4 separate regions of the Mus musculus genome follow, and all the other regions are linked to region 1. Evidence: chromatin loops called from intact Hi-C (ENCODE). Cell type or tissue: heart. All regions are shown on one strand. Region 1 holds the start of Amer1 (APC membrane recruitment 1). Region 2 holds the start of Spin4 (spindlin family, member 4). Region 3 overlaps Las1l (LAS1-like (S. cerevisiae)). Region 4 holds the start of Zc4h2 (zinc finger, C4H2 domain containing).

What was found. A loop is a pair of places that touch in the nucleus more often than their neighbours do. Peaks named below come from ENCODE experiments on the same cell type or tissue, not always from the same donor. Only the 100,000 strongest peaks of a DNase experiment are listed, where the experiment ranks them.
Region 2: it touches region 1 in a loop (7-fold over the local background); 2 of 42 quality-filtered maps call a loop at or near these places.
Region 3: a loop joins it to region 1, with 4 times the contacts of the local background. A loop is called at or near these places in 4 of 42 quality-filtered maps.
Region 4: a loop joins it to region 1, with 3 times the contacts of the local background. A loop is called at or near these places in 8 of 42 quality-filtered maps.

The regions. Positions count from the first base shown.
Region 1 is chrX:95,440,880-95,448,879 of GRCm38, forward strand. Amer1 (APC membrane recruitment 1) reads right to left here and starts at 3,961. Exons shown (of 2, transcript NM_175179.4): 1 at 3,779-3,961. In heart, no CTCF peak of the experiment used is centred here; DNase peaks (open chromatin) are centred at 2,722, 3,442 and 4,082; H3K4me3 peaks cover 2,816 bases; H3K27ac peaks cover 2,271 bases.
Region 2 is chrX:95,022,118-95,030,117 of GRCm38, forward strand. Spin4 (spindlin family, member 4) reads right to left here and starts at 4,565. Exons shown (of 1, transcript NM_178753.4): 1 at 390-4,565. The coding sequence starts at 4,077. The coding sequence ends at 3,328. In heart, no CTCF peak of the experiment used is centred here; a DNase peak (open chromatin) is centred at 4,634; H3K4me3 peaks cover 1,811 bases; H3K27ac peaks cover 1,629 bases.
Region 3 is chrX:95,946,588-95,954,587 of GRCm38, forward strand. It overlaps Las1l (LAS1-like (S. cerevisiae)), which reads right to left. Exons shown (of 13, transcript NM_152822.3): 4 at 6,635-6,716; 5 at 5,321-5,602; 6 at 4,723-4,769; 7 at 3,750-3,859; 8 at 1,183-1,268; 9 at 280-486. Among named protein-coding and RNA genes, the nearest start is that of Las1l, 6.4 kb to the right of the region's middle. In heart, a CTCF peak has its summit at 4,397; no DNase peak of the experiment used is centred here.
Region 4 is chrX:95,654,739-95,662,738 of GRCm38, forward strand. It overlaps Zc4h2 (zinc finger, C4H2 domain containing), which reads right to left and starts at 3,771. Exons shown (of 5, transcript NM_001003916.2): 1 at 3,514-3,771. The coding sequence starts at 3,566. In heart, no CTCF peak of the experiment used is centred here; a DNase peak (open chromatin) is centred at 3,733; H3K4me3 peaks cover 1,772 bases; H3K27ac peaks cover 1,275 bases.

The DNA of each region.
Region 1 (8,000 bases):
AAGAAAAAAAAAAAAACAAAAAAAAAAACCAAAACACAACAACAACAACAACAACAACAAAAAGAAAAGCCAAATAAATAAAACGAAGCCCCTAAGGAGCCTCTGAGCTCTGGCTCCCTGAGTACCCCTCTATCTTGTGATGGGTCTTCCCCTGTGCATGCTTGCTGTGTGTATCTCTGTGTATGTTTCATACATGTCATACAAGCATTTCTTTACAAGCACTGTGTTGCTGTTTGCTCCTCTGTGCTGTGTTCCAGAATTTTCCCACTGCTAGCTGCATGTTCAAGATTTTTCCTGCCTTTAAATTATTTAACAGGCAGAGAAAACAAAGCTGATCAGGACCCCTAGACAGCAAAGGTTCTACAAGTAAACTCATGAGAAGATAAGCCTGCTGCTGTTTTCCTTATTTCTTTGGACTAGTGAAGCAGGGGTATTTCTTCCATACACTGAGTGCAAATATTACAGTTCTTGAGGTGCCAACTTTTCCCAAATACTTCCCTTCTCCAGATACTTCCAGCCCCCAGCAGGCTGCAAGCCTTAATCTCTTGACTGAGAGGAAAAAAAAAAGTGTTCCCAGAATGCAACTGCCACATAAACCCAGGCAGCTTTCACTTTTAAGGACTAGGCTAGTGGGAGGAGGGAGTAGTAGTTCATCAAATGTGCACTGACTGAGTGGTGCTTCCTGGAGACCTTGGGCACAACATAAAGGACTACCACAAAAGAGCAATAGGCTGTATCTCCTCAAATTGCTGTGTCTTGCTTGCTTTCTAGGCCACATCTATGACCATAGGGGGCTTAACTGCTAGTCCACACAAAAACCTGTGTAGCTGAGAGATGTGGGGGGTAAAAAGAGGCCTGAAGGATATTTCTCTAGCTTTTAGCAAATAAGTATTTAGGCCCAGGTGCTCCTCCCCAACCTATGAAATGCCAAAAGGAATCTTACAGTGTGAAATTTCCCTCTTGTGATAGCATGCCCCTCCCCACACCTCTACTTAGAACTTTAGAGGTAACCTGTTACCTACCTAACTTGTAGGATGCTTTCAATCTCTAAGACCCCATTTAAAAACCCTTTCAAAAACTCTATTATTGGGCTGGTGGTGGTACACCCCTTTAATCCTAGCATTCAACACAGGCAAATATCGATGAATTCAAAGGCACTGGCTTACAAAGCAAATTCCAGAACAGCTGGGACTACCTAGTGAAATCCTGTTTCAAAATAATAACAAAACCCCAAATTACCCCAATACAAATACCCCCAAACAATCAAACACCCTTCCATTCTTATCGCTGGTTCGAAGGTGCATCCACCACCCCCAACCCCTGACCCTGACCAGCCTTTGTTCAATGATCTAAAGATCTTCGCCTAAAAAGATTAGATCACCATTTCAAGGCTTGATGTTTGGCAGTTCCCACCACTGGGTCCTAAACTCTTTTGCACCTCTGAGTTATGCCACCTCCACCACTCACCCTGCCTGCCAGGCACTCCCTTTCATTTCTCATTCTGTCTATTCTTTCTCTACCAAACTCCTGTACTTCCCAGCTGCTTTCTAAATGCAGAGAGAGAGATCTCTCCATGGCACTTTGCCTGTAGGCTCATGAATCAGCAACCAAAAGTATGCAGAGCTCCAGGGTTTGAGCAGTCCAGACCCTGATAATAGAGGGAACTAATTATGACTTTCTTTTTGAATGTAGTAGCAACCCAATCCCTCTTTCCACCCACACTAGGTATATTATATCCATATCTGAGCCTTAGGCACGTTTACTTTATGTTTCATGGATTAAGGCAAACACAAGTTGGGAGGATAAAGGTCTTTTCTAAAGTTCTACAAAGACAGAAAGTCCTTCTGGAACATTCACTCATTAATTGCTTTATAAATCTAGGATCCTAGAGGGTTGTAGCTGAGGCCTAGGCTTTATTTACCCCTATGAGGGTTCTGAGAGAACCTAAATACCTATATAAGGGAAACAAAGCAGAGTCAGTGAAACTTAACTGTACAGGAGTTCCAAGAGGTCTGCTCATCTAGAAGCAGCCTGAAATGCCCCAAAGAGAAAGTTGGTTGAGAACTGAGGCCTGAAAGGGAGGGACTTGGACAAGTGTAGGATGAGAGTGTTTGAGTGTGGGAAAGGTGCTGGACTGAAGTCAAAGCAGGGCAGAGTCAGATGCTGGAAATAAAAGACCAGCTGCAAAGATGTGTTGAGGTCTGGTCAATTAGGTAGGGGTGAAAATAATGTGGTATCCCCAATCCTAGCTTGGGTGTATGTGTGTGTGTCTATATAGCTATATCTATAGATAGATAGATAGATAGATAGATAGATAGATAGATAGATAGATATCCCATGTTAACGTTACAAAGTAAGAGATTTATTTACTGGGTCTCAATGCCCCACTATAAAGCTGTCCAGCCTGCACAGTCCCTTAGTCAAATCCCCTCTCTTATTCTTCAGGAATGCCTTAATAGTCCAGAGTGGTGCACAGAGTAGGGCACTCGAAGGAATGGGCTTTGTTGGAATCTCCAATGGTAGGACAGAAAGTCCAACAATGCAGTGCCCGGAGACCAGTCCATACCAGTGTTGCTGAGGCAGGCCAGCCAGAGACGCAGAAGACATATGCGAACAGGGCTGTCTACACTTCTCTCAAGGCGAGTCCAGCGACAGGGAGGATGGTCCTGCTGTATTAGTCCCGCTGCCGCCTTTGCCTCCCATGGCTCATCTGGCAAGCTTAGCCCCTCAAAGGGGAGCTCAGGAGAAATCACGCCTTTGGGCGGTCACCAGTGTCAGAGGTGTCTGCAGCAGACAATGACAGCAGTCTGGCAGGCTGGGTATTTTAAGTAACTGAGAAGTTGTAGGATTTGTCTGCCTTATATATACTGTGTGTTCTTTACTACAACGACGGCCCCCTCCGCCTCTAGCAGGGAAATCCCCCCACAATATTGTGCCTATTGCTATTTTAAACCAAAGGCTGGAGAGAAAAAGAAAAAAAAACGCGCCCTATGCCCTACAAGGGAAAAGAGGCGCGTAGGGGGTGGGGGCGGCAACAAAGCGGCCTTGCAGCTCTAACCCAAGGGCCAGTAAGAGCTCCTGGTCCAGCCCGCCTGCAATGGGGGTGGGAGCCAAACGACAGACTGGAGGCCCAGGAGGGGGTGCGGCTGGTTGGGACCATAGGACCAAGGTTCCAGGATAAGTGGGAAGTTCAGAAACCCAACTGTGCTCCCTTGAGGAGGAACAGACTGTGGATATCTTAATCCACCCTAAAGCCAGTCTCAGTCTGGCCATAAGCGAGCGCGCCAGCTTCCTCTGCAGAGGAGAGACATAGGAGATGCACCGCAGAGGGGAGGGGCCACAGCAAGGCCTCGCGGGTGAGCAGCACCGGCCTAACAGCTGTTCCAGAAAATATACTACAAACAAAGATAAGGAGTTCCCGGCCTGCAAATGCGTTCTCCGGGTGCTGGCTAGCGGCGCCCTTCCCGGAACCACGCAACAGCACGTGTGGGCCCATCCCAGCCTCCCATTACAACCTAGAGGCGTAGCCCAGGATAGTCCGCCCGCCTTCCGGCCCTCCCACCCCACCCCCCAGCCACGGTCGCCCGGACCCTAAAGACTAACGGCCGCTGGGCCCTTCGCTGGACAGTACGCAAAGCGAGTTCAAAGAAAGACCAGCAAGAGGCTGGGACTCCGATCAGCCAGGCTCTGGAAACCCTAGTCCAGGAGACCAGAGCGGAGCACGCGGGGATGCACTAGACCTTCAGCAGGATGGCTCTTAGCTGTGTGCAATGCTTACCCTGCCAGGTCCAGCTCCCAGCGCTGTTTATTGTCTGCTGCGCTGCTCCGATTTGAGCTGGAGCCTCTGCTGAGAACGCCACCACTGCTCCTGCCGCAGCCTTCACCGGGACTACAGCAGTCTTCTGCGCCGACTACCCTTCTCCAGGCTCTGGGCAGCTCCCCCATACCCCCTTCACCCCGGACTCCACAGTTATAGGGTGGGACGTCCGTGATATGATTGGCAGGCATACAGTCCAATCATGACGGCTGGAAGGCATGCCCTCGCCCGCCCACTGTTTTCCTTGGTGCTTCTCTCTTTAAATGCAAATAAATCGGGCGTGGTATTGGCAGGGGGGCGGAGAGGTTGTCGAACCCCTTGCAGGGACTCCCTACTTCCGCTCCCACGCGGGGCGGGTTTCAGCGTGGCTACACACCCTACTCCCGGAGCTAGTCCCGCCCAAATGGGACTTGCCAGACTCTTGGAACTCGGTTTCGATTTTGCATACATTCCTCATTCCTTAACTTGGTGCTTTTGCGCTACTGCTCCCAGGTTGCTACCAAAGAGTTTCTCCACTCAGTTCGAGACTAGCTGTGAGAAGTGGGGGAGAAAAGGAAGGAGCCAGAGATTGTGGGGCCTGCAGAAACCTTTAGCACCATGGTTGGCTAATTATTAAGAGTGGCAGCAGGGCCAGGTGGCTGGTCTTCCCAGAGAGGAAATCACCTGTCAGGAAAGTGACCTGCCTCTTGGTCCTCCCACCCCCACACCACCTGGCTCCTTAGCCCTGCACTTTCCTTGCTTGCCCCAGGCTCTTAGGGAAGGCAAGATTGAGGTCAACTACCATCAGTGCTGCCTGGGAAAAGGCACTTCACCTCCGTTACTTAGACTGCCAGTAACTGGGACATATTTGGAATATAGACCTATACTTACCTTTCAGGGTACCTTTCACTTTTCTTCCCTAGGAAAATAACTGTTTTTAGAGTATACTATTTCAATAGTTGGCCTCTCACCTAAATTCCATACCTTCCAACGAACATGGAATGATTCTCAAGATCTCCAGGCGGGCAGTGGTGGCACATGCCTTTAATCCCAGCACTCGGGAGGCAGAGGCATGCGGATTTCTGAGTCTGAGGCTAGTCTGGTCTACAATGTGAGTTCCAGGACAGCCAGGGCTATACAGAGAAACCCTGTCTCCAAAAACAAAAGCAAAATTAAACAAACAAAGATCTCCAGAGCACACTTCATCAATTGTGAGTCTGGTCTGTGCAGATCCCTTTTCTAGATAGGGAAAGAAGTTTTGTGTGAGCCCTAACCAGAGGTCATACTGAGGAACACTGAGGAGGCCTGTCAGACCAGCCTTACAGGCTACTGTGTCTGGAATGTGGCAACGGGCCAGCTGAGCTTAGGCCTCTAACTAGCCTAAAGACATTAAGTGGCATTAGTAACTGCCAGTGCCAGGTGAGCTGGAGCAACAAAGAATCCGGTTGTATAACCAGCTCTGGAATGTACAGAAATCCCAGCTTGAAAACTCCTTCAATGTCTAAAAGGGGAGGGAGAAGTGAATTGAGGGTGAGGATCAGAGAAGGATTAGAAAACAATGGCAGTCCCCACCTCCAACCCCCAATGAATAGTCACCTGTTGCCCTGTTGGATCTTGTCTACCTTGTAAATACACAGAAGCTGAACTAGTGAGACGTGGACTGCTGCCACTGCCTGTGTGAAGCTAAGGAATTGTTGTGGCTGTTAAGGGCTGGCATCTATCTACTCTTCTTTCTGCCTCAGACTTGCTATGAGACCTTGGCCAACCTGGTCTCCCATCGGAGCCAATTATTCGATTTTCCCAAAGAGGTAAGAAACTTGATCAGTTCAACTCAATCCTTTCTATAATATTTCATGACCTTCAATGAGATTCTAGATATCTTCACCAAAAATTTGCAATATGAATCAGAATCAGAGTCCTAGGCCTGGATCTCAGTAAACATTGAATGGCAACCTGCTGCTAACTCAGTATAGCTTTGCTGTAGAAATCATTCCCCCAGCCTGCTTTGAATGGCCGGACTATAACATTTCCTTGGATCTCTGCTTTCCAGCTTTGCAAAACCCCAATTCTCATTTGTTAGGCTGGACATGCCGTATTTCCTATTCATACTCTATCATACTCTGCTAACCTGTGTCTCTGTCATTTGAAACTTGCTCACATTTCAAACAGATTCTTGCTTTGTTTTTTTTTTAATTAGACCAAGATTATTATTTGGAAAAGATAGTTTGAAAATATGGAGTCCAGGGAAACAAAAGACAAGACAATCCTGGATGTGAGAACATGTGCAAAACAACCAGATTGTGGCCTTGAAAAAGCCCTGAGCGAGTCTGCTCCTGTGAAGACTCCATATTTCAATCCATCCTAGAGCAACCACTGCACTCAGAGCAGTTGGTAAGAAACCCCCCTCAATGCCCCCTCCCCCAGTCCCAGAGCTGCTTCTGGGAGCCTGGTGGACTTGGGCCCCATCATCTACCAAAGCCCCCACCCTCCCGAATACCACTCACCTTCCTTCTGTCCCTTCCACCTCTTCTGCCTTGTCCTTGCTGCTGGGACAGACTCCTAGTTGGTCTGCTCCCGTGAAGACTCTATATCGTGATACACCCTAGAGGACCCACTGCACTCAGAGCAGTTGATCATTTGAGGACCCTTTGCCCTCAGAGCAGTTGAGGATCCACTGCACTCAGAGCAGTTAAGGATCAGCTGCACTCAGCCCAGTTGGATAACACCTTAACTGCTTCACTGAAGACCCAACCGGCTGAAGGCCTCCCAGGAGATCTACTGCAGTCAGCACAACAGAGCAGCAGCTTCTCTGCCCCTGGGAAGAGCCCCCCAGTTGGAAGACCCCACAGGTGGTCTGATACAGCCAGGGCTGCAAGCCTAACAGGAGACCTGAAGCAACCCAGGGACAAAAGAGGCAGACTCCAGACAGTCATCCAGATCAACAAACACCAGGCATATCCAGATGGTGAAAGGCAAGCACAAGGCCATAAGCATTGAAGCCAACATATGTGGGCATCATCAGAACCCAGTTTTCCACCACAGCAAGCCCTGAATAGACAAAGACACCTGAAAATCAGGAATCTGCCCTAAAATCCTATCTCATAAAGATAATAGAGTCCTTTAAGGAGGATTATCAATAACTCACTGAAAGAAATACAGGAAAATACAGGTAAACAGGTGAAGGAATTGAATAAACCTATCCAGGACCTAAAAGTGGAAGTTTTCTGGAAATGGAAAACCTAGGAAAGAGGTCTGGAATTATAGGTGTAAGTATTACTAACAGAATATAAGAGATAGAAGAGAGAATCTCAGGTGTAGACGATAAGGTAGAAGAGATTGACACAACTGTCAAAGAAAATTCAAAACATAAGAAACTCCTAACCCAAAGCATCCAAGAAATTTAGGATACAATGAAAAGACCAAATCTAAGGATAATCAGAATAGAGGAGAACAAAGATTTCCAGCCCAAAGGACCAGAAAATGTCTTCAACAAAATCACAGAAGAAAACTTTTCCAATGTAAAGAAAGAGATAGACATAAAGGTACAAGAAGCCTAGAGAACACCAAATAAATGGGACCAGAAAAGAAAATCTTCTTGTCACATAATTATCAAAACACTAAAAGCACAGAGCATAGAAAGAATATTAAAAACTGCAAGGGGAAAAGGCCAAGTAAAATACAAAGTTAGACTTATCATAATTACACCAGACTTCTCAACAGAGACTATGAAAGCCAGAAGAGCCTGGCCAGAGGTCATGCAGACACTAAGCAAACACAAATGCCAGATGGGGCTACTATACCCAGCAAAACTCTCAATCAACATAGATGGAGAAACCAAAATATTCCAGGGGGGGGGGGAACAAATTCTAACAGTATCTATCTACCAACCCAGCCCTACAAGGGATCCTGGAGGGAAGACTCCAACACAAGGAAGATACCTGCATCAAAGAAAGGGCAAGATATTAAGCTTATCACAACAAAGTCAAAAGTAGAGAGCCACAAGCTCATAAAACCACCTACAAAAATAAACATATCAGGAACCAACAGTCATCTCTCTTTGATATCTCTCAATACTAATGGACACAACTCACCTATAAAAAGGCATACATTGCCGGGCAGTGGTGGTACACACTTTTTTTTTTAATTAGTTATTTAGCTCATTTACATTTCCAATGCTATACCAAAAGTCCCCCATACCCACCCA
Region 2 (8,000 bases), 420 kb before region 1:
CCGCAGAGCTCCCAGGGACTAAACCACCAACCAAAGAGTACACTTGGAGGGACTCATGGCTCCAGCCTCATATGCAGCAGAGGATGGCTTTATCTGGCATCAATGGGAGGGAAGGCCCTTGGCCTGGTGTAGGCTTGATGCCCCCTGTGTAGGGGAATAGGAGGGTGGTGAAGTGAGAGTGGGTGGGTGTGTGTGGGAGGACCCTCATAGAAGTGGGGGGAGGAGGGTGGGATAGTGGGTTTGTGCAGGGGAAACTGATACCGGGAAGGTGATTACATTAGAAATGTAAATAAATAAAATAACCAATAAAAATACATAAAAAATAAAAATAAAAATAAAGTTGGCCATTCATGTGAACATTATTAGAAAACACAAAAGTCACTACTATTATTGGTTATAGTTTTATTTGTACATAATTTATTTTTAGTAAATATATAAAACATGAGCACCAAATTCATGACAGTGTTCGCCTCTGCAGAAGAGGTGGTGTGGTAGTTGCAAATGAATTTATTAGCCATTAATACTGACCAATTGCAATATAAATCTGCATTTAAAGTAAACATGTCAAAGTATAGATATCTGCTAATTTGGAGGGGAGGTAAACAAATGTTTTCACATCTTTCATTTTTTTTAATTTTTTCCTCATTTTTCTAGTAAATAAAAGAATACAAAGATAATTATACTACCATTATAGCTGATGAATTTATTACATTTTCTGAACTGGGCTAATACATAATGACATACAGCACATAAAAATAATCAGCAAATTTTATAATATAAGCAGCTTTCAACTTCGTGTGTAATTGACAGAGAATATATATTCTGTAAATGACAGAAAAATATATATTCTGTAGTAACAAAAAGTCTGAAAAAGCCAATTGCCACTGAGAAAATATCAGGGAATGCATTAAAGATACCTAATAAAATTCATTCCCAGGATTTCAATGTTTTATAGCTTAGTCTCAGGTAACTTAAAAAAAAAAAAACTTCTAGTGCTATTTTACTCAGTCATTTTTTAAGCTAATAGAATTTTAATGACAAAGCTTCATAGAGACAGCTTATGAAAAAAAGACACAACCTGTTGTCTGTTAATTCAATTAAAAATACAAAGAGTAATCTAAAACTGTAATTTTACTTTGGAATGCAAATCAAGTATAAGTGCATTATTGGTAAATAAAATACGACAAAATAATAAATGGCTATTTTACCATAACCAAGTAGGATTTATTCCAGAAATAAAGGTTTGTTGTAATACTAAGTACCTAGCTTTCTAATAAATCATGCATCAACAAATTAAAAAAACTATATGTTTAATAATGGATATTGAAAAGACATTGATAAAATCAAGGAGACATTTCTAATAGTAATACTATATAAAAACAAGAACAGAAGGAATTTCTAAACATGAATAACTACTTACCAACAATCAACAACAAAGTCACACATGAAACAATAAAGTCATTCTCATAAAAATTAGAAATAGAAAAAGGCATGTCTGCCATCATCATCACATAACACTGCTCTGGAAAATCCAGCTAATGTTATACTAATAAGTATAAGCATTAGAAGAAATAAAATTATCTGTATTTACATACAAAATGATTGTATATATCAAGAAAATCCAAGTTTCTAATTTAACATCCAATGTAACATATAGGATTAAATAAACTCATTGGATAAAAGATAAAAATATAAAATCTGTAGATTTGCTTTATTGATAAAAATAAAAAGTTACTTATAAGATGGAAAAATATTCAACTTATTACAAAATTTGATAACTGCAAAAATAAATTCCATTTGATATGAATGACCTATATGAAAAAATGTTATGAAAACAAGATAAAAATATTTCAATGATCTACCAAATCTCTTGTGTGGTAAGAATATCACTATTAATTTTATTCTTGTATATAAGAATACAGAAAATTGATGCAATTCTGATAAGTATCAGACCCTTTCAAAATATCAATAAAATGCATTGTTTTTTTTTCTCTTGAAAGGATGAATGTTGAGGATAAATTATAATAAGAAAGAAAAACAACTATTGAAAGGGAATTTGTTATTCCAGTTTCTGAAACTCATGGTCTGGTATTATGTTTAAAATTAACTTTCACTCAGAAATTTGAAAAAGAGTGATTTTTTAAAAAGTAATTTCTACAGTAGAATATGTAATGCAAAATATTTAGAGTTGAGTCCCTATGTATTAGCATATGCAAAAATGAATTTCAGGTAGATAAAAATTTAAATATAATAAAGATTATAAAAGAAAAACCAAGTGAATATTGGTATGACCTAGGTTAGGGACACCTGTCTGAAGAAGATAGGAAACTAAAAATTTATAAAAGACATAAACATTTAAAAATTATAAAATTAAGTTTTTAAAATTGTAAAGTGAACAATAAAGATTAATAACAATATAAAGTTCATTAACACATGAAATAAAAAAGATTAAATGTACTTTCATTGTAGAAATTCCTATAACTTTACATGGAAAATATCAACTGAATATATATATGTATATATAGACAAGAAACAAAGAATAGGAATTAGCAAAACAAAAAAAGAGAAATATCCCAAGTAGAAAAAAATAAGTCTCATTGAGTCAGGTAAACATCAAATAATCAGGAACCCATGGAACGTTCTACCTGTCAGCGTTGCAAACATCAAAGACCAGTGGATGGCAACCTTGCAATAGTTCTTAAAACTAAATATACACCTACATAACACTTCTATAGAAATAAGAGCACCTTAATACAATAAAACATCATTATGAGTAAAAAAGGAAATAAATGCCCACCAATACCAGAATGGATACTTTTTGGCACATCTGTATGGACTGTGAACACTGGTGAGAGGAAGTATGAGAGTGACGGACAGAGACTGACTGTGCCATTTATCAAAAACCATATCATATGGAAGTCAGTTTTACAAAAGTTACATTGAAGTTTCTGCTTGAGAGCAGGGAAAACATCCCAAGAAAAATGCCAAATTCTCAAACTAAGGGGAAGAATTAGAAAGAGGGGGAAGGGAGCAGAAGCCACGTTGCACAGTTTATCTACTTTTGAGTTGTTTCGGTGAATCCAAACACTTCTCTTTTTTTCTTAGCAGCCAATTTAAAATTTCAATTATAAAACAAAGAACAAAAGTACCAACATATACTTGAGTCAGAACTGGAAAACAGTCAATATAAGATATGGAGGCACAATAAGATTTAGCCACTGTCCAGAACTTTTGACCTCAAAATTGACCTCAGAAAAACTTAATTTTGAGAACATAAAATATTTATCCTCTGATAGTTCCACACGTTTCGCAAAGAGGTCTATAAACTTACGGGGTTTTCACCAAGCCATAGACATAAATGTGAATATCATCATCAAACTTAATGAAGTAGACAGATGGCTTGGCTACCACCTGATGAATAAAGATCCCAGTTCTCTTGGACCCGTCGTCTTTGGCGTGTTCCACCTGCTTGCCCACAAGGCTGTCGAGCACCTCCCCAGGCTCCTGTTCAGCTGCAGGGAAGTAGTAGTTGGAATCTGGAATGATACGCAGGTCACCATCTTTGTAGTCGTCCAGCAGGGTGTACATATAGAGGACCGGATCTTTCTCGTAGGTGATGTAAAACCAAGTATCCATGATGGGGGCTCGCGCCAACACCATACCCTTCCACTCATCTTTCTTGCCATGCTCACCTTCGAACACATGTCCCACTGCCTTCCCAACCAGGGAATCGGCCAGGCGAGAGTCAATGCGAGGAGAAGGAACTCTCTCAGGAAGAATCTCCAGCGCTAAAACTCTCTTATCTCTGTGCAGTTCCAGTCCGTACACACTGTCTTTGCCATCATATTTGATGATATACAGAGTGGGCTTCACGGAGACCTGCTCGAGCACAGTACCTTTCCATTGCTCCACGGGCTCATTGCCTTCTTTCCAGCCGTGTTGAATGCGGCAGCCCACGATGTTCCTATGAGTGAGGAAAGTGGGCTTACGGCGCTGCTTCTTGTGAGTGTGCCTTTTCTTCATCAGGTACGCGGACACACCATCCACCCCAGTAGGAGGCACAGTCGGAGGAGACATGGCTCGAGGCTTCGGTGGCCAAAGTAAAGCTGCTCTTTGCTTAACAAGCTGACTAACAGTCAGCAGTGTCCAACGGCAGATATTTTTCGCGATCCGAGAGACTGTATCAGTCCTCTTTTCAGATTTTGTCAGAAAAGAGCTAACTGACTGGGAACTGAGACAGAGAGTGCCGCTCACTAGTGCTTTTTTCCTCCTTCAGGGAGGGGTGACTGCAATAGTGATGGCTCCAGAGAGATGGCGGGCTCCCGGGTTCGTTCTGTCCGCCCCTGGCGCCTTCCCGGACTCCCAAGCCCACGTCCCAGCCAGAATCCGCCACTTAGCTGTTGTCAACGCTGCTGCGGTCGCAGAACGGCAACAGAGAAGAAGTGGACTGTTAACCTGGACCGGAGATAACAGGGATGTTTCGCGGCCACGAAAGTGCAGGCAGTAGCACGTCTCCCAGCAGTTTGCGCTTTGCGCGGCCTGGTCTTGGCAGCGCTTGTCAGCTTGGCCAATCTGCGAAACCGGGATTTTTGTTGCTTAGGGAATCCTCCTCCTCTGAGCCCGCCCTCTCCTTTCCTCCACCCCTCCCGCTTCCGTCCTGCCTTCCGCTCCTGGGGCAGCCACACTGACACAGGCTCTCTCCTTTACTCCCGTGGCCCCCCAGCCGGTTCATTCCCACCAGAACCAGACAGTACAACACCCCTCCTCCCCTGCAGGCTGTCTGCTGCCCAACTGCATACTTCACTGAGGCTCCATCTGCTTTCTATCTTCCAGGAATTCCTCACAAGCAGAAAAAGAAAAGAAAAGTGAAAAAGAAAGAAAAAAAAATACGTGGGGTGGGAGAAATTGTATAAACAAATCTACAATTTCTTTCTTTTTTAAGAAATTTGAAGCGGGATTGGGGAAAAGTCGTGCACAGTCCACCATGTTAACTTAAACTCTCCTTTATATTTTCTACCTGATCATTCGTCCTAACGATTTTTAGTATGTTTTTCTAAGTGGAAGGAAAATATGCTGGTATTTGCTTTTCTAAAACTGAGTGAAATAAAAAGCAAAGCAAAACAAAACTAACTTTAGCCATACAAACCAGGCAAACATCAAAATGTTTATTAAGCTGATTTCTTATTAATATATCTTTCTATAACCTTATGCATTTGAGAGCAACTTTTATATTTCTATACCTTTTTTGCTTACTTTGTCACTTATATCACGAGTAGTTTCTGTCATGATTAAATATGCTGGAAACATGATTTGTTTTTCAGTTTTTTGAGACAGGGTTTCCCTGGGTAGCCCTGACTGTCCTGGAACTCACTCTACATACCAGGCTGGCCTCGAACTCAGAGATATGCCCCCCCCCCCTTCTCTGCCTCCCAAGTACTGGGATTAAAACCATGCGCCACCATGCCAGGCTGGAAACACAATTTTTAATGGTTCCATATGTGAACATAAAGAACACAGCTCTCATCTCAAAATAAAAGATGGTTTATTCTAGAATCAAATATAAGTGACCAAGACCAAGGTCCACAACTTTAGGTTACCCCAAGTTCTATGTTCCAATGTGGTAACAGTTTCATGGAATTTTGTTGGTGTTGTCGCTGCTGTTTATTATTAACCTGTGTGTGCATGAAGTGTCTATGTTGGAAGGGGGCAGAAGTGGAAAAGTGGAAATCAGAAGATAACATTGTGTAGTAACTTCTTTCCTTCCACATTTACTTGAATTCAATGGATTGAACCCAAGTCCACAGGTTTATGCCACAAGTTCCTTTGTAAGATAAGCCTCTTACCCAACTGGCCTCATGAAATTTTTATAGCAGCAAAACAAAGAGAACTATAAATCAGGAAACTTTTAAAAGGCATCAGGGGAAGCCTTGGGTAGGCGTGTTATAGCAAACCGGAGAAACTTCTGCAGTAGGCTTCAGATACTATCTGACAGCATTCCCTGCCTTTGGGCCAGTGAAAGCCGAGGATCTGTGCACACATTCCAAAAGAACTTACCTAATAGCCGGAAGAATGGTTAGGTCACTCACAGAGTTGAACAATACATGACCATTTTGGGTGGGGTGAGGGTGAAGATAGTTTAAGATAATGTGACTCTGGAACTGCGACAGCTGAACTCCTCCATTATACTCATAACTGAGTCAGTTAATCAACCATGTACAAAGTTCAACGTATGTGTGGCTTTTCCCCCAGAGAACTTCAGTTAACCCACACTGTTTGTTCTTAATATTCCTTCAATGGCTCCTCATTTATCCTAAATAGTCTAAGGCAGAAAAAGTAACTAATACAACTCTCCTTTTCATATATGAATTGATTAATTGAACTCGTCTTTATTTTTGTTTTCCTCCCTGAAATCCAAAAGTTGAAGTTGTGGTTCCATTCATTTTTTTTAAATATAGAATAATTGGATCATATTTCCCCAACCCAACATTATGCTCTCTCTAAAAAAAAACAAATCAAAACAAACAAACAAAAACAATAAGACAAAAAAAGCATACACAAAAACATGGAGTCTCTTTTATGTTGGCCTGTCTTGAAGTATGATTTATATACCCAGTGACACTCTATTGGAGAAAACTGATTTTCCATTTCTCAGCAGATACCAATTGCAAGTAACTCCTTGGTTAGGGATGGGATTTAATGTCCATCTCTCCTTCTAAATGCTGAGACTTTGCAAGGTCTGAACCTGAGCAGGTCTTGTTTGTGCTATCATAGTTCTGTGAGTCTATACATCTATCAGTCCTGTTGTACCTTAAAGACACAATCTCTTTGAAATCATCTACCATCTCTGGTTGCTACAGTCTTTCTTCCACATCTTCCTCATAGACCCCTGAGCCTTGAGGAGAGTGTTTGATAAAGGCATGCCACTTAGGACAGAGTACACTAAAATCTCTCATTTTCTGCACATTGTCCAGTTGTGGGTCTTTGTGTTAATTATCATGTATGGGTGCTGTGATGGTTTGTATACACTAGGTCCAGGGAGTAGCACTATTAGAATGTGTGGCCCTGTTGGAGTGGGTGTGGCCTTGTTGGAGTAGGTGTGTCACTGTGGGCATGGGCTTTAAGACCCTCAGATGAAGATGTAGAACTCTCAACTCTGCCTGTACCATGTCTGCTATGTTCTCACCTTGATGATAATGGACTGAACCTCTGAAGCTGTAAGCTCTTTATAAGTAAGTTCTTTATAAGAGTTGCCTTGGTCATGGTGTCTTCACAGCAGTAAAACCCTAACTAAGACAGAAGTTGGTACTGGGAAGTGTTTTCTGAGAGCACAAAGAAGCTGTGTTCCAGAGATAGTCAAGGTTGTACCTCCTGCTGCAGCTGTACTTGGTAATGTTTAATAGTCACCCAGGTGGTATGAAGGTCATGAAGAGCAGCTGAGTCTTGGCACAGTGATAGGCCATGAAAGGATATTGGCGAAGGTGCAGCCTCAGTTGTAGTTAACAGCTCAGGACTGAAGGCTCCATGTAAAGGAGTTGAGGCTTGGCACGAAGAGAGAGCCTATGAGAGGCTATTGGTGAAACCTAGATGCAGCGGAAGACCCCAGCATATTGGAGATGCCAGTACCGTGGGATGATCACCAAGAACAGAAGCATCAGTGGAGTGGATCAACCTGAGCTTAGAATGCTAAAGAGGGCAGAACCAGAGAAGTGATGTCAGCCCTTTGGAAGAGCCCAGAAGATCATGTGTAGATGCCAGACATTGAAACAAGAAGCTGTAACATTGAAGTTGCCTTGGAGACCCCAAGATATTCCAGATGTCAGAGCCGTGGGCTATATGCTGAGGAAAGCTGCTAACAGGGAGTGGAGCCCAGAAGGAAGTTGTTTGTTGCAGTCAACAAAGATGAAAAAGGAGTTGGAGATCTAAAGAGAGCTTTGACATCAGACATGGAGATGCAGAGATTGGAGTTTGCCCAGCTGGTTTCCTGTCTTGTCTTGGGGATT
Region 3 (8,000 bases), 510 kb after region 1:
AGAAGCATGTGGGTCCTTCACCCATTCTTCAACCTCAAAAGGGATTAGGCTCCATCTCTCTTCATCTCCCCAAATTCCCACGCTGTCATTTCTAACTACTCAAAGCATCCAGAGTGCCTCCTTTCTGTGGCATTGAGAAGAAAAAGGAAAAGGGAGATTTTTCTAATTCCCGCAGCACTCTTTGGCAACTGTAAACTTTTAAAAGGCTGAGCTGAGGACACTGGCAGATGCTTCTCCTTGGGATGCCTGGCCCCCGGGACTAGGGCTAGTTTTCCTCACCAGTCTTGGTGTTGGCCACGATCAGTTCAACGGTCCATCTAAGGATGTAGGTAGGCCGGATCCCAGTGCTCCCCACGGTAGACAACTCGGAGAACATCCTCTCTAGCAGGGCCTGCGTGAAGGTCTGGGAGTGCAGGCCCCTGAGCAGGGGCTGCCAGAACTGAGAGAAGGGCTTTGGCACCAACACTTCATTCAAGTCGATGTTTTCTGGTTTGTGACGGATACCAGTTGATGATGGATGGGAAGGGCAATGGGACCAAGATCAAGAGAATGAGAGAGCACCAAAACAAGCCAGCAAGAGGGGTAGGCAGAAGAAAAGAAAAAAATTGCACACCAAAGAGAGAGAACAGACACGCCCAAGTTCAAACAACAAGAATTGCCATTGCAGAACAAGAGGGAAGGAGAGCAGGAGAGCAGGAGAGCAGAAGAGCGGGAAAGAGAAACCAGTTAGTATCTGGCAAACAACAACTGATACAAAACCAAGTATAAAAGAAAGAACTCTTTCTGACTTCAGCTTCGTCAATAACTCACTGTGTGAATTTGGTTCAGTAACTTCCCCTTTCTGGACCTCAGTTTGACCATCTGTAACATGAGGATGTTGGACTAGATGACCTCTCAAGGCCCCTCCAATGCTGCTGTTCTAGCTCTCTAGCTAGTGGCTAAATCATATTTGACAAGGCACAACAACAGTGTTAAGAAACCCCACCTACCCATTCCAACCCACCTTAACAGATTCAACGCCACCTAGAAAAGTCCCAGGACACATCAGCAGGATTACCTATTCTGTTCAGCCAAAAGGGCTGACATTTCAGCCCCACCCCACCCCACACTCCAGCCTACTTCTGGAGTTCGCACATAAGAAACACAGAACCCTAGGGTTTCAGTGAACACCCAGGACCCTACCTTCATACTCTATCTGCAAAGCTGCCAACTGCTCAAACGTAGGAATGAGGAAACCATCATCTAGAAAAGCATCCAGCACAGCATCCCTAAGGCAAATAAACAGTTAGTTTAGAGAGGCATGGTTGCACATGCCTATAGTCTAGTCCCAGCTACTCAGGACACTCAGAGACTGAGGCGAGAGCATTATTAAATTCAGAACCACCCTGGGTAATATAGAAAAATGAGTCTTTAAAAAAAAAAAGGTGACCTTTCCAAATAGGCTGGACTGCCTCACTGGTTGTTTAAAGTTGAAATGACTTAAGGGTCTGGAATATGGCAGTACCTCAGTGGTACAAGACTTAACATATTGTGCATAAGGGCCAGAGTCTAATTCCCAGTACCAAGAAGGAAAACGAAAAGGCACACTAGAATGAAACCGACAAAAAGACACCTATTCCTGCAACACTTCAAGAACAGCTAATAGCTCTGGTTCAAATGGCCAAAGTGCCAGTGGTAGAGAGTAATCAGAAGACAAAGCTATTAGGCTTCAGGTTCCTGGGACAGGGACTGAGTCAGAGTCTGGAGTCAGTAGGCTTTAAACACTCATGTATGAAGCATGTGGTGATCTAAGTCCCAGAAATGAGAGCAGAGGTGACTAAACAGCTCAAATCACAGCATAAAAGTCCTAGACTGACAGAAGAAATGAAACGCCTGAGATGGCCAAGTGCTTTTAGACCTCAGTTCCTGCACTGTTTTTGTTTCTCCTGTCCGTTTCTCTAGCCTTCACACTGGTTACCTCCTTCTTTTCGATCCTAGAGGTCAAACTACTAGGTATGCAACTGCTTGTCTGGAGATGACTCAGGCTTCCTCACAGATAACCCAAATCAAAGTCAGAGGGGTCGGAAACATCAGCAACAGGGGAGACTTCTCAACTTCAGCTAGCTCAAACCTAAAGCAGCAAGAGCGAAGTCTCCAGCTCCTGGCTTGCTAAGAGCCTCTCCTAGCTGACTAGGTCTAGCAGGAGTCAAGCTTTCAAGATGTCCCAGTATCTAGCGGGATGACAACACAGTTGGTCAGCTCCTTCTATCTATCCAGCAGAGCAAGATGAGAAAACAACTGTCCTTACACTCATCCCTCATCTCCTCAGATAAAACTCCTAAAACGTAAAGTAACCTACCAGCTGCCTGCTCAGCAAGCAAAGGCAGTTACTACGCACAGAAGTAATTTTTCCCAGCTGCTGGGGAAGCTGTCCCTCCAACTTTTGCTGAAGGGTATAGCTAACAAGTCTAGCATGGGTAAACTCTAATGAAATGTCTTTGGAGCTAAGCATCGTGGAGTATAGATATTTAATCCAAGCACTGCGGAGGCAGAAGCAGGTAAATTGATATTTGAGTTCCAAGACAGCCTAGTCTACAACAGCCACAGCTACACAGGGAAAACCTGTCTCAAAAACAAAACAAACAAACAAACAAAAAAACCCAGCACCATTACCTTTGAGACTAGTCTTCTGGGAATAAAGACAAGAAAACAAGAGGAGTCCCAGCTTACATGGCAAGCTTTCATCCAAACTCACTTATATCAGATCTAGTATAGATTCTTTGCAACTCTGTATCTTAGATTTCTTTTAACTTTCCTTTACTGTAGGGCCAGCATTGCCTCCATAGTTTTTTCTTTTATCTTCTTTTTGGCACTGTGAGTCAAAATAAGGCCTTGTGCGTACTAGGCCACTGCTCTACCACTGACCATTCCACCCCCAAGCCTTCTTCCACAGCTTATTGGCAGCAAGTTCTCCAAAGACCTTTCAAACTGAACTTAGGCAGAATACACAAAAGCAGCAAGTCTTGCCTACTCTGCTTGAACTGAACACTGTGGGCAGGGCAACACACAGCCATAATGAGAGGAGGGAACCTAGCCTAGCTTCCAGCAGCCATGCCCCAAGAAGACCTGTCCTCTATCTGCCTGGCCAGGATTACCCAAAAGATGCTGACATCTTCCAAAAGCTGTTTGAAAAAAACAGACCAGGTGGGGAAGTGTTATATATCAAAAAGCATTTTTCTATTTGTCAAGTCTGTCACATTCCATGTGACAGAGGGAAAAAGTTGCCAGGGACTGCATGACTACAGGCATTTATAGCTGGTTATTCAGTAACTCTCAATAGGCAACCTGGTAGCTGGCAGGGTTGGAGGCAGATCATACAGAAGACATAATCACCGCTTAGGGGAGGAGGATTAACTCTAGGATTTCCTACAAGAGAAATCAGTTAGCTACAACATGACAACGGCTCTCTTTCTGCTACTAGGAATTGAACTCAGGGCAATGTACATGCTAGGCAAGCATGATCCCAGCCAGTTTTCTTTTTCCCCCTCAACTATTATTTTTGAGACAGGATCTCACTAAGCTGCCCAGACTGGCTTTGAACTCATTCTGTAGCCCAGGCTGTAAATTTGCAATCTGTCTACTCAACCTTTAAAGTAGCTAAGATTACAGATCTACATCACCAACTATGTCTTGTCTTGACACCCAATTTCAATGAGGCTATTACCCTCTACTGTAGAGAATAGGCAACCCTGAGTTACCAAGTTACAAACCTGTTCTCCCATGAAATGCTCTTGAGTTCTTCTAGGATACATTGTACACGTGGGGAAAGATTATTCCACACTTTAATAGCCTGAAGCAAATGCCTGTGTTTCTCCAGCACCTGACAGCAAAAAGAGTCCAATCAGAAGTCTGACTCTGCCAAGGACCCTACCCCAAACCCCTCAAGGATCCCTTCTCATAGGACCTCAGCACTGTCCTTAAGGGAACAGGACAAAGCATGCATGGTGAGCCCACAACTCCTTTATAAGCCCAACAAGTAAAAAGAACTAGATTGTCTCCTTCTCCCGCTCTCCCCACTCCAAATCCTCTGTGGCTCCCAAACATCAGAAGTTCTGATGCTCAGGTGCCAATTGGAAACATTTGGTTTGAGATGAGCAGAGATCTTTGGGCCAAAGGGTTAAGGAGAAAATAGGAGAAATGAGTTGCAGGAGCAAGGAGAATTGTTGAGACCCAGGTTCCCATCCTAGTTCTGCCATAAACTATGTATATAACCCTGAATCTGTCCCTTTCGTCATCCAAGGTTTCAATCTGTCAGTGCAAAAGGGAGAAAAGAACCTAAATAGTTTCCAAGGCTTTCTACAAAACGTACATCTTAAGTCTCATCTGATTAGGGACTCTTACACCCCACCTGCTGGTCATCTTGAGAATCACAGGGCTATACAGCTATACCCCATTCCCAGTTCTCTACATCCGAGCAAATGAAGTCCATGAACTTCATTATCTGCTTGCTCTCTTCCATCAGTTCACAGGATCATCTGACTAGACTCTGCTGGTCTCCTTCCTAGGTCCCACCCTCTCCAAGAAGTACCTTTATGCTTTGCCACTTTTCTTCCAAATTCTCTGAGAACTTCCCTCATGTTTTGCCACTTTCAAACTCTTTCTCAAGACGTCTCTTTCAGGCAGCTGGCAAGAGGGAAGAAATGGCTAGGACAGGTGACAGCATATCGCACCAAGGATACTAACCTTAAACTGTTCCTCTTCATAGGATACCAGCAATTCTCGCGCTTTCTCTGAAACCAGAATGAAAAACAATGAAGGAAGCCTAGCCTCTCATTCTCTCTGGGCATCTGAGCTTCCTGTACCTTGAGCTATAAGCTGACAACTAGAATTGCTTCAACAATTGAACAACAATCAGATTCCTTCCCTATTTACTTCATATAACTCAAAAAAGATGGTGAGGCAAATACAATATCCATTCACCATGGAAACTCTCCCCGTAAGATAGTTTGTGACAGTGATTTTTTTTTTAAAGATTTATTTATTATTATATGTAAGTACACTGTAGCTGTCTTCAGACACACCAGAAGAGGGCATCAGATCTCATTACAGATGGTTGTGAGCCACCATGTGGTTGCTGGGATTTGAACTCTGGACCTTCGGAAGAGCAGTCGGGTGCTCTTACCCACTGAGCCATCTCACCAGCCCCTTTTTTTTCTTTTTTTTAATGCTGGAACTCCACCACAGCATACAGAAAATAAATTATCAAGGACAAAAGGCAGTACTGACCTCAAGCTTCCGTGCTCGCGGCACATGCGCCCCTCTTTGCCCCACAAATACCTACCATACAACTCCTTGTGTCTTGAAGATGGTTCTGGATGAGAAGCCACCTCCTCATTGCCTTTAGTATTTGCATCATCCTCGACAGCCAACTCTTCATCTTTGTCATCATCCTGAGGCTCTGGTATCTCTTCAAGTACATCATCGGCAATAATTTCACGTTCCTCTTCTTCAGGATCTTCTGCATCTAGCTGGTCCTCATCCAACTCCCAGGTTTCTTTCAGGCTGCCTTCCAGTTGACGGCTCCAGTATGTCTTCTGGAGCCAGTTGAGGACAAAGTAGCAACCTAGAAGAGGCAGGGGTGGATTCAAGAGATATGCCATAGGACCAATTATGGACAAGTAATTAACAGGTCCCCAGTTCTCTTAGCCTCTATTCTCATACTGTATGCATAAAGGAAAAGTCTAAGGAAGAGACGTGGCTCTAAGGCTCAAATCTCATATATTTGCATATATCCTCTCTTGTATTCTCCTGCTCACTGGTATCTTTCCTGGGGGTTGAGGGAGTGCGGATATAATCCTGGCTTGAGACATGGGTGTCAAATAAAGCAAGGGGTGGTAAATGGGAGAACTGAAACCTAGGTATACCAGCCACTTACACAGCCTTAACCAAGTCTTTCCCTTTTCTAGATCTCAGTTTCCTGATTACAAGGGAAGAGCCTAAATCAGGGATTTTTAATCGAGATGAAATGAGCATAAAAAGAATGCCTGAGTTCATGACACTCTGGTTCATACCTCTCAACTCACCCCTTCAGACTACTATACTACCTACAGAGGCAGACTGAAGAGGAAAGCAATACCCTATAATTAAAACAGCAAAGAGGACCATAACAGAGGCTACAGAGACAGCTCAGCAGCAAAGAGCATTTGCTGGACCTGCAGAGAACTCAGGGTTAGATCCCAATGCCCAGAGCAGGTGGCTCACATCTGCGGGTAACCCTAGCTTCAGGTGACCCAGCAACCTCTCCGGGCCTTCAGCATCCATATACAAATAGCAAACACACACTCACGTACATCAATAAAAATAACTCTGAGGTTTAAAAACGAACCAGAATAGTACACTGCCAAGCCATATTAAACAAGGTAATACTAATCCTGATTTCATTTTTTCATACTTTCCACATGGACTTTTTTCACTATGAAAAGGCTACACATTATGATCAGTAAGCTTGTGAAAGCCAAGCCTTATACTGTAACCAAAAACAGTCTATACTATATTTCACCTGGTGCTGACACCAAGTATAATCCTCCTCTTTGTTCCTCTTCCCCAAATGCCACCCAGCCCGGGCCCATGAGCTTAACACACCCACAGCACTCACCTCTGCGGCACTCATTTATATGGGGCATTTTCTTGTGGGTCAAGTTGTGGCGAAGTTCAACAATCCAGTCTGGAATGTTCACCTAATTAGACATGAGAAAATAATAAAGCTTGCAGAAACCCAGGAATTAATCACCCTGGCTATCCATCCCAGTGAAGTTTCCAGTCTTAGATTACAATCCAAGGTTCCTGATTATATTTTACTGCTCACTGGAAGAAGTCTTAACATGAGAAAAGGCAATTACCCCCCACCCCCCAGCCATTCTCCTCTAAGAGCTGTCTGTGATGGGCATTACGAATAAGCTTCTCAGTCTCCCTCTGCCTTTTCCTTCTTCCTAGGTACCTTTATTCTTCCTTGCCTCTCAAAAGAGCTCCAGCAAGTTTTTCTTCAGGCTTGAGAACACATCTGCCATCAAACCCATATACAACTAACATACTTACTGAAGCCAGAGATAGCTGGCTTTTTTATTTTATTTATTTATTTATTTATTTATTTATTTTGCTGCTTGGGTGAGCTGTTTCTTTCCTCAGATTACTTACTGAAGCCAGAGATAGCTGGCTTTTTTATTTTATTTATTTATTTATTTATTTATTTTGCTGCTTGGGTGAGCTGTTTCTTTCCTCAGATTGCCGGCTCCCTGAGGGCAGGCATTCGACTGTTACTCTTTTGTGTCCCTAGCCAGTGGCATAGTCAGGCTCCTCACTTTCACTGGGCCACTGCAAACTAGCAGAGCCAGCCAAGCCCACGGAAATGCAAGTAAGGAGAAATAAGGGAGCAATCCTCTTTAAAACCGGACATTCAACCGTCCAGTCAAAACCTTTCCGGTATGGACTCCACTCCAACAGCACAAGAAATAATCCTGAGACTCGACAAATGGATTGCATGACATTCTTTAAGTTTCTGCACATCAAAGAAAATAACAGAGCAAAGAGATAGCACAGCTTAGAAAATTCGAGAAAAATATCTGCCAAGTGTATATCATACAGATCATTAGTAATAAAGAATCCAAAAAAATTAAACAATAAAACATCACCTAATCAATAAATGTACTAATATATAGTTCCCAAAGAAACATGCATGGTCAATAAATATTTGAAATAGTGCTTAACAGCCTTAGTCATTAAGGAAATACCAATTAGCGGGGCGTGGTGGCACACACCTTTAATTCCAGCACTTGGGAGGCAGAGGCAGGTGGATTTCTGAGTTTGAGGCCAGCCTGGTCTACAGAGTGAGTTCCAGGACAGCTGGGGCTACACAGAGAAACCCTGACTTGAAAAAAACAAACAAACAAAAAACAAAAAAACAAAAAAGGAAATACCAATTAAACTTTTTCAAGATTTGATCTCAGCCCAGTCAAGATTGGTAT
Region 4 (8,000 bases), 210 kb after region 1:
TTTCATTTTGTGTTTATTTCTTTATACTTTTAAGAACATCTCCTTGTATATTATTAGTGTTTGCATTGAGAAACACCATATATATATATATATATATATATATATATATATATATATATATATATATATAAAATCAGTATCTCCTAACATACTACTAACTTTAGTGAAATATATTATCTGTTTTATTTTTATTCATATATATATAAAACATATCATAAGTATTCATGTGCATACACTGAGATTATGTTATAATTATGTTAGAAAGTTTCCTATAAGAGGTCTGATGGGGAAGAAGAGGGCCAGAGAATAGGGAACAAGCGAGTGTAAGAGCAGTCCATATGACCAAAGTACATTATATACATATGTGCAATGTCACTAGAAGTTTTTTATACATTAATATGTGATAATAAAAAAGAAAATATAAAAACACAAATTTTCTTTGATCACCAAACATTGTTAAGAAAATTCAGAAGAAAAAGTAGTCATTTCTATCATGTTTTTGCTTGGTACTTCTGTGCTTCCTGGTGTTGCAAAGTTGTTTATTTCTCTACTTGAAATATTTTTGTCACCCTTCTGCACTACCCCTGCTGATAATTCCATCACTTGAGAATGTCTTCTATCTTGAAATACAATATATTACTGCACATAGGATTCTACTCTGGAAGCTCTTTTCCTTCAGCACTTGAACATGCTGTACTCTCTACTAAGTCCTTGGTATTTTTTCTGTTAAGGAAATTGCCTTTCTATTTTTCCCCCATATATATAATTAGGGGATTGCTACTTCTCAGCTGCTTTCCTTAAAAGAATTTTTTTCTTGTTCCTACTTTTCCTGAAGTCTGATTATAATGTGTGTTGGAGTAGATTTAGTTGACTCTTATTACTGTTTGATTAGCTTCTTGAATCTGGAAGTTGTTTTTCTTCAGTAAGGAACAATATTAGTCCTCATTTTCCCAACTATTTATTTCTCCGGTCCTGTTTCTCCTGTCCAAGGACAATTTTTAAACTTAGTAATAACCTCACCGTGATTTCTCTTGCTTTAGGATTAAGCTGCCTCATTTTTTTTTTCCGTCTTCTCTGTCTTACAGTTGAACCTATCTGTTGAGTTTTTAAGGTTGTTTTAAAGATGCCCTTTAGCATCTTCTTTTGTTTTTATTGCTGTTGGTACTTGTCTATTTCCTGTGGTTTGTAATTTTCTTTAACTTAAGGAAGAATGTATTTGGATTTATGGTTTCAGAAGGAAAGTCCATAATGGCAGGAGAGAGATGGCAGCAGGCAGCAAGGACAGGAAGGTAAGAAGCAACCTCAAACAGGAAGCAGAGAGAATTGGTAATGCCCAGTCCTCGAACCTGCTACTCCAGCAAAGCCCTTCCTCCAGCAGTGTTATACTATCACTCCAAATAGCACCATTAACTGGAAACCAAGAATCAAATACCCAAGCCTATTGGGAACTTCCTCATTGAAACCAACACACTGTAATACCTGGCTCTTTGATTGGTGACAAGAAAAATACAAATTGTCATTTACTCCAACTCCAAAAGTCTCTGTAGTCCTTAACGTTTCCAACACTGTTTAAAAGTCCGAAGTTTCTCTGCATTGTGGTTTTTGTATGTTTAAATGCTCCCAGGGTGTTGCAGTTGTTTACAGAGGCACTTACATGATGTATATTTTAAAACTCGTGTTATATTATTCTGAATCTGTGATTTATCAATATTGATATCTATGTAGTTTTTCATTCACGAAGAGTTATTGGTACAGCGTGAAATTTTTCAATAAAAGTTGGATATTCTGGATCTTACTTAAATCTTTTGTCTTAGTAGGCCTTGTGATACTCTCAGCAGAAATCTAGCTTTTACACTGGATCTTTCTTAACAACCAAGTGTTATTGGAGTGGAAATTCATGTTATTGGAGTGGAACTTCAGCCTTCTCTCTAAATCTCTCCTTCTACTATCTAACCTGGTTGAGAAAAGAAGTCATGGCTCCTGACTTGTTCTCCACTGAAAAGGGTCTATTTTCACTGGGGATTAATGACCTTGATCCCAAATAGTCCACTTCTGGGGATAAGATAAACTTATTTTAAAGTCCATGAAGAGAAGACTGAAGTTAGAGACCCTCTATTCAAAGGTCTAAGCTTTTCATTAGTTTCATCCTTAGCATTCTTCTGCACCAAAGAATCTCATTTCCTATCTCCTGATGTCTTTGTAGAAAAAGACAGCAGCAGACCTTCAGTGGGAAACAGAAGAACAGAGCCTTTGTAGGCAGACTCAATTCCTGTGAAAATGTAGCATTGTTAAGCTTCATGAATATAAGAACTCACTCAAATTCTCCAGACCCCCATTTTTCCACTTATGACAAAGGTCACAGGGAACTTGCAAAAATGGATTGAAATGGGGGAGGGGCTGGCATAACAGGGGCTCAATAAATGATCATTTCCTTACTTTGCAAAAGGAAAAACACACAATCCCTCCAAAAGGAAGAAGAAACCAAGATTCTTCACTACCATCACCATGTGTAGATCCCGCAGAGATACCACAAAGGTTAAATCTATTGTCAATTTTGTCAGGGTTAAATTATATGGCCTAATTTTTAACAAAAGATACACTCTATGTCCTTTTTCTTTCTTTTTCCATATGTCTGAAAAACACTACAGATTCAGGGAGTTAGGCACAGCAGGGGAGGCCAACATAGTCAGCATTTGAATTATTATTGTTTTCTTGGCGGGAATAACACTGCAGTATCAAAAACTTGCTCACTGAGTAACCTATTGGAGGTGTGACAATTCTCAGTTTGCCAAACCTCCAGCTCTTGTTCACATCCTCATAGTTCACAACCTTCTTCCAACCCCAGGATAGGAAAAAAAAAAGTGGTGAAAGAGTTACAGGCAAATAAGAACAGCCCACTCCCCAGCTTCATCAGCATCCTCAGACTACAGCCACAGCAAAGTTGCAAACTGAATGAATTGGCCAGTTAAACTTGGCTTTCAAAAGGCTTTCTCAAGCTCTGGGTCATGAGGCTGACAGAAAAATCATTCTCAACTGTTATAAAGCAAGAAGCAAAAAGCGACTTGTTCTAAACAAAAAGAACACTAAAAAAAAAAATACATTTAGTTGTCCTGGTTTATCCCTCTACCTCTATTCTATCTCAGCTACATCTGGGAAGACATCGCCATCTCCACTTCTTCCCTTCTTCCTGGTACACACAACACACACACACACACACACACACACACACACACACACACACTTCCACCAACTACCTCCTCTAGACTTGATTTCAATTTAGCCAAGCCCCTTCATTCTTCACCTCATCTATTAAGTCTGTGATGAATGGACCCCCTTCCAGCTCCTGATTCCCTTTGCAAGTAGCCCAACAATAGATAGTTTTCACCAAACAACAACAACAAAAACAAAAACAAACCAACAACAAGCAGTACTCCTTGCTCCCAGGGATGCCTGGGAAGGGAGGGGTGATCGAGGAGAGTGGAAGGATGCTGCATTAAGCAGTGACCCGCTTACCTGATCTCTTTAATGCTTTCCAATTTGCACATGATTTCTTGTTCATCTGCCATGCTTTTCACTCTCAATTTCACGTCCAGGGAATTGTTTAAAAAAAAAAATGCACCAGCCAAGGCATACAATAGATACAATACAGCCACCTCCTACTGGTTTGTGGCTTTGAGCCTGTGTGGTAAGGGCTTAGAGAAGGCCTGGGAGCTGTAGTCCACAGTTCCGGGGCCAGCCAGGCAACCCGGGTGCCTCTAGAACTACAACTCCCAGAAGGCCAAGCAAAGCATTCCTGTTCCAGTTCCTGTAGCGGCACTTTAAATCAATATGTCACTGATAATTATGTCAAAGATTATAAGCAAAGGAATGAAGATATTTGCCCTACCAATGTGCGGCAAAATGGAGAAAATTTTCTCGAAAGCAGCTAGGAAGATGAGAAACATACCTTTTATCACAAGACTCGGACTCGGGCCTCACGCCTACCCCCACCCCACCCTGTCAACAAATTAAGAAATCATTTATTACAGAATGCCTTGGGCTGGAGAGAAACTGTAGGTGATTTAGCTTCCTAGATGTCAAATTTTCTAGATGCTACCTAGGGATTTGTAGCTTTGACATTGAAATGTAAATAGACTGGAACTGAAAACCGGGGCGGGGGGAGCGGCGGAGACGGGGCTGAACAAGAAAAAGGGGACTCTTCAAAATCAGGAAACCGAGTTGGAGGAAGGACCTCTTTCCTTCTGGTTCCTCATCCACTGAACTATTAGTGTGCTTGTACTTTGCCAGTCAATGAAAGGTTTACTGAGGGAGGCCCTGAAGAGGCAAAGAAAATAAAAGCAAGTTCGTAGCCTTTGTGAAGGAGAGAGTGAAGTATATTGTAAATAGAGCTGTCACAACGCCGAGATAATCAGTGAAACCTGAACATAGAAGGTGTTAATATGTTTTTAAAACTAAGAGTTTTCCAGAGAAGAGTGAGATTTCATGGAAGCAATGGCCTACATGGAGAATGCAAAGGGCAAGTGGTTCAAAGTGCCTGGAATATAGGGTTCTTGAAGTGGTATATTAGAGAGAGAAGTAGAAGCTGTATCAAGAAAAGATAGATTGTAGACACATTTTAAAAATATTTTAGAATGTTTTCTTTGGCTATTTTATGTGTTATACCGTGTATTTCCATCAAATTCACTCCCAAGTTGCTACTCTCCTATCCCTTCCAGAACTATCTCCCTCCTAAATTCATGCATTCTTCCTTTAAGCCATTTTTTGGTGCTACCCGTGCATGCACCGGTGTAGGGCCATCTACTGGAGCATGGACAGTATTATGGAATCAGCATCCCTGAAAAAAAAAACCAAAACAAAACAAAACTGAAGCTCATTCCCTAGCAGCCAGATTTTGAAATACCATGGAGTGTCAGATTAGAGTTTGGAATTCATCCTATAGGCACATAGTTATTCAGTATGCATTTGTGCTTACTGTATGCCAAATAATGTGCAATTATATTTAGAGTATATATCAATTTTTGGTGCTGGAAATTCTACTCAGAACCTTATACATCCTTAGCATGTACTCCACTACTAAGCTACATCTCTAAATTCTAAAGTAAAATAATTTAAAAGCACAGGAGCAATTAAATTGGGGTGATATGAGAAGATGCCAGTGAAAGCAAAGTTTAGAGTTAAAGAAAATGAAAGCTAGTAAGAGGGTATTAGTTATTCAAAGAAGATAGATTCACGTGGAAGCCAGGCTTCAGAAAGGAGTGTGAGAGGTAAGTTAACAAGACTCACCTCCACATTGTCCCTCTCAGCTGCCTGTTGAGGGCCCCGAATCTTTGAGGTACTTTACTAAACTGCAATTCATAGATTTACTAGAGAGAGGAATTTCAGGAAGCAGAATTAGAGATTTCGTGAAAGATATTGTGGTGGTTTGAATAGGAATGGCCACCATAGGCTCTTGTATTTGAATGCTCAGTCCTTATGGAATGGCATTAAGCTCAAGCCAGGCTCTTTCTGCTTCCTGTGAATCCAGATGTAGAACTCTCAGCTGCTTCTGCAGCCACCATCTGCCTGCGTGCCACCATGCTTTCTGCCATGTGGGTAATGAAACATGAAACTGTAAGTAAGACCCAATTGAACGCTTTCCTTTATAAGAATTGGGATGGTCATGTTTCTTCACAGCAATAGAACATTGACTAAGACAGATATTAAGGAGGAAAGGTCCTCAAGAAGAGACCTAGAGCACACATGAGAATATGAATATGGGATTTTCTAAAGGAAAGTCAAAGAAAATGAGATTTCCCCAAATATACACATAGACTCCTTTAGAGAGTCACGATTATTTGTTTTAGCATTAGCCATAAAAACCATTTTGGTGACTCTCAGATAGCATACCAAAAGGTTAAGAAACCATTTGTTTTCTCAGTTTTCCATAAGTGAGATAAGTGAAGTGGCTACTTCACTTGGGTGGAACTATAGTCTGATAAAGTAATAAGATTCATTGTAGTTTGGCACACAAGGTGTTCAGTACGTATCAGTTAGCTATAAATGGGATTCCTGGGAAAGTTTCAAGTTTGTAGGTGTTAAGGGAGAATGCCTGTAAGCAGATGCTAATTGTGCTGTAATTATCAGTTCTATGTTGGTGATGGACTTCAAGTAGACGCCAGGGTGACTCTTCTAGTGAACAGTGTGAATATAGGTGGGAAGGATAGGCAGGAATCGAGGGAGTGGAAACTTCAGCATATGTTGTATAAAAATAGTTTGAATAAAAAAGGTGGAAAATAAAATCCAAATAGGTTCCTGGATGAACATAAAGTACTTTTCAATATGAGGTAGCATTATTTGGGGGAGAAGTGGTCGTTGTAGATGGACATATATGGAAGTAGTTCAAGAATGAACTTAGAAGAACTGTTTCTATTTTTGCCCAATTTGTTTGACAATTTTGCCATGCTAGGAATGGAACTCAGTATTTCTGTATAATAGACAAGTGCTCTTCCAAAGAAGTACATAGGGGGCCTAGTCTTTAAGGTTTTAATATAAATGTATCCATCCTTTTAAAAATGTTGACATAAACCTGGGAGAGTGGGGCCTAAAAATGAGGTAAAGTCTCATGCAATAGCCAACTTTATTCAGGGCATCGGCGATTTATATTCTGGGGGTTAAGCAAGTCATAAGTAAGGTTCACCGGAGTTTAGGCTGTATACAGTCACAAGACCAACCTGTCCTTGGAAACATTTTTGAATGACAAAAGTAAGATGATGGATAATCTGAAGCAAACCCCACTATTTACTACACCTGGGAGAGGCACGAAAGCATGTTAGAAAACCAAATCATGTTATGGAAAAACAAGAGGTTTTAAGACGTTTATCTTGTTTCCTTGCAGTTATCTCACAGTCTCTGAGAATTCTCCTGGCATGGCTTCATTTATAGACGGTGCTCTAACAATTGGCTTTAAATTTTTTCCTACAATATATTTTAATCACATTCTATCCCCTCTTTCAACTCCTCCAAGATGCTTACCGCCTCAATATCCACCCAAATTCAATGTTCTTTCTTTTTCTTTCAGAAAAAAAAAATCAAAGCAAGCAAAAGTCAAAAAGGAAAAAAGAATACCAAACTAAAGCAAACAAAGGAATCCAGAAAATATGGTAACTTGTTTTGTGTTGGCTGACAACTGTTAAACATGGGATGTGATTGATATACTCTATGTCACACCATTGGAGAAAACTGATTTTTTTCTTTCTCCCTGTAGTTATCAATTGAATATAGCTTCTGAGGAAAGGAATTTCGTGCCTTTGTCCCTTTCTCTGTGCTAGGAAATTTTTCTGACTTGAACTTCTTTAGGTCTTATGCATGTAGTCTCTGTGAGTTTAAATGTACATCAATTCATGTTCTATTTGGAAGATGGTATTTTCTTGCAGTCATCTATCACCTCTGGCTCTTACATTCTTGAAGAGAGGCTCTTGATGAAGACATCTGACTTAGGACTGAGTGCTCCAAAATGTCTCACTTTCTTTACATTATCCAGTTGTAGAGGTCTCTGTGTTAATTCAGTCTACTACAAGAGGAACCTTCTCTAAAAACGACTGAGTGGAGTATTGATGGCCATAGCAATTAAGAGTCAGTTTATTGCTATGTTTCTTTAGCAAAATAATAGCAGTATGTTTTCAAACTAGGGCCCATGAACTATCAAATCTCGGGTTCTTAAACATATTAGCAGTCTCATGTATGGGTTCTAATCCATGGAGTGGTCCTTAAATCCAGTAGAAAAGTGGTTGGTTAATACCATAATATTTATAAAATTATTATATAAGTATACCTTACAGCCATGTTGTTATTATGAGTCACAAGTTTTGCAGCTGGGTAATACTGATCATTATATTTCTTATCTGGTAGTGTGCATAGTATCTTTGAGCACCATGTACACTAGACAGTAGAGAGGAAGCTTCTAGTTGAGCACCACCTTGATTTCTCCAGCTTCAGTGGCATAAATAGTGTCTTCAGATACA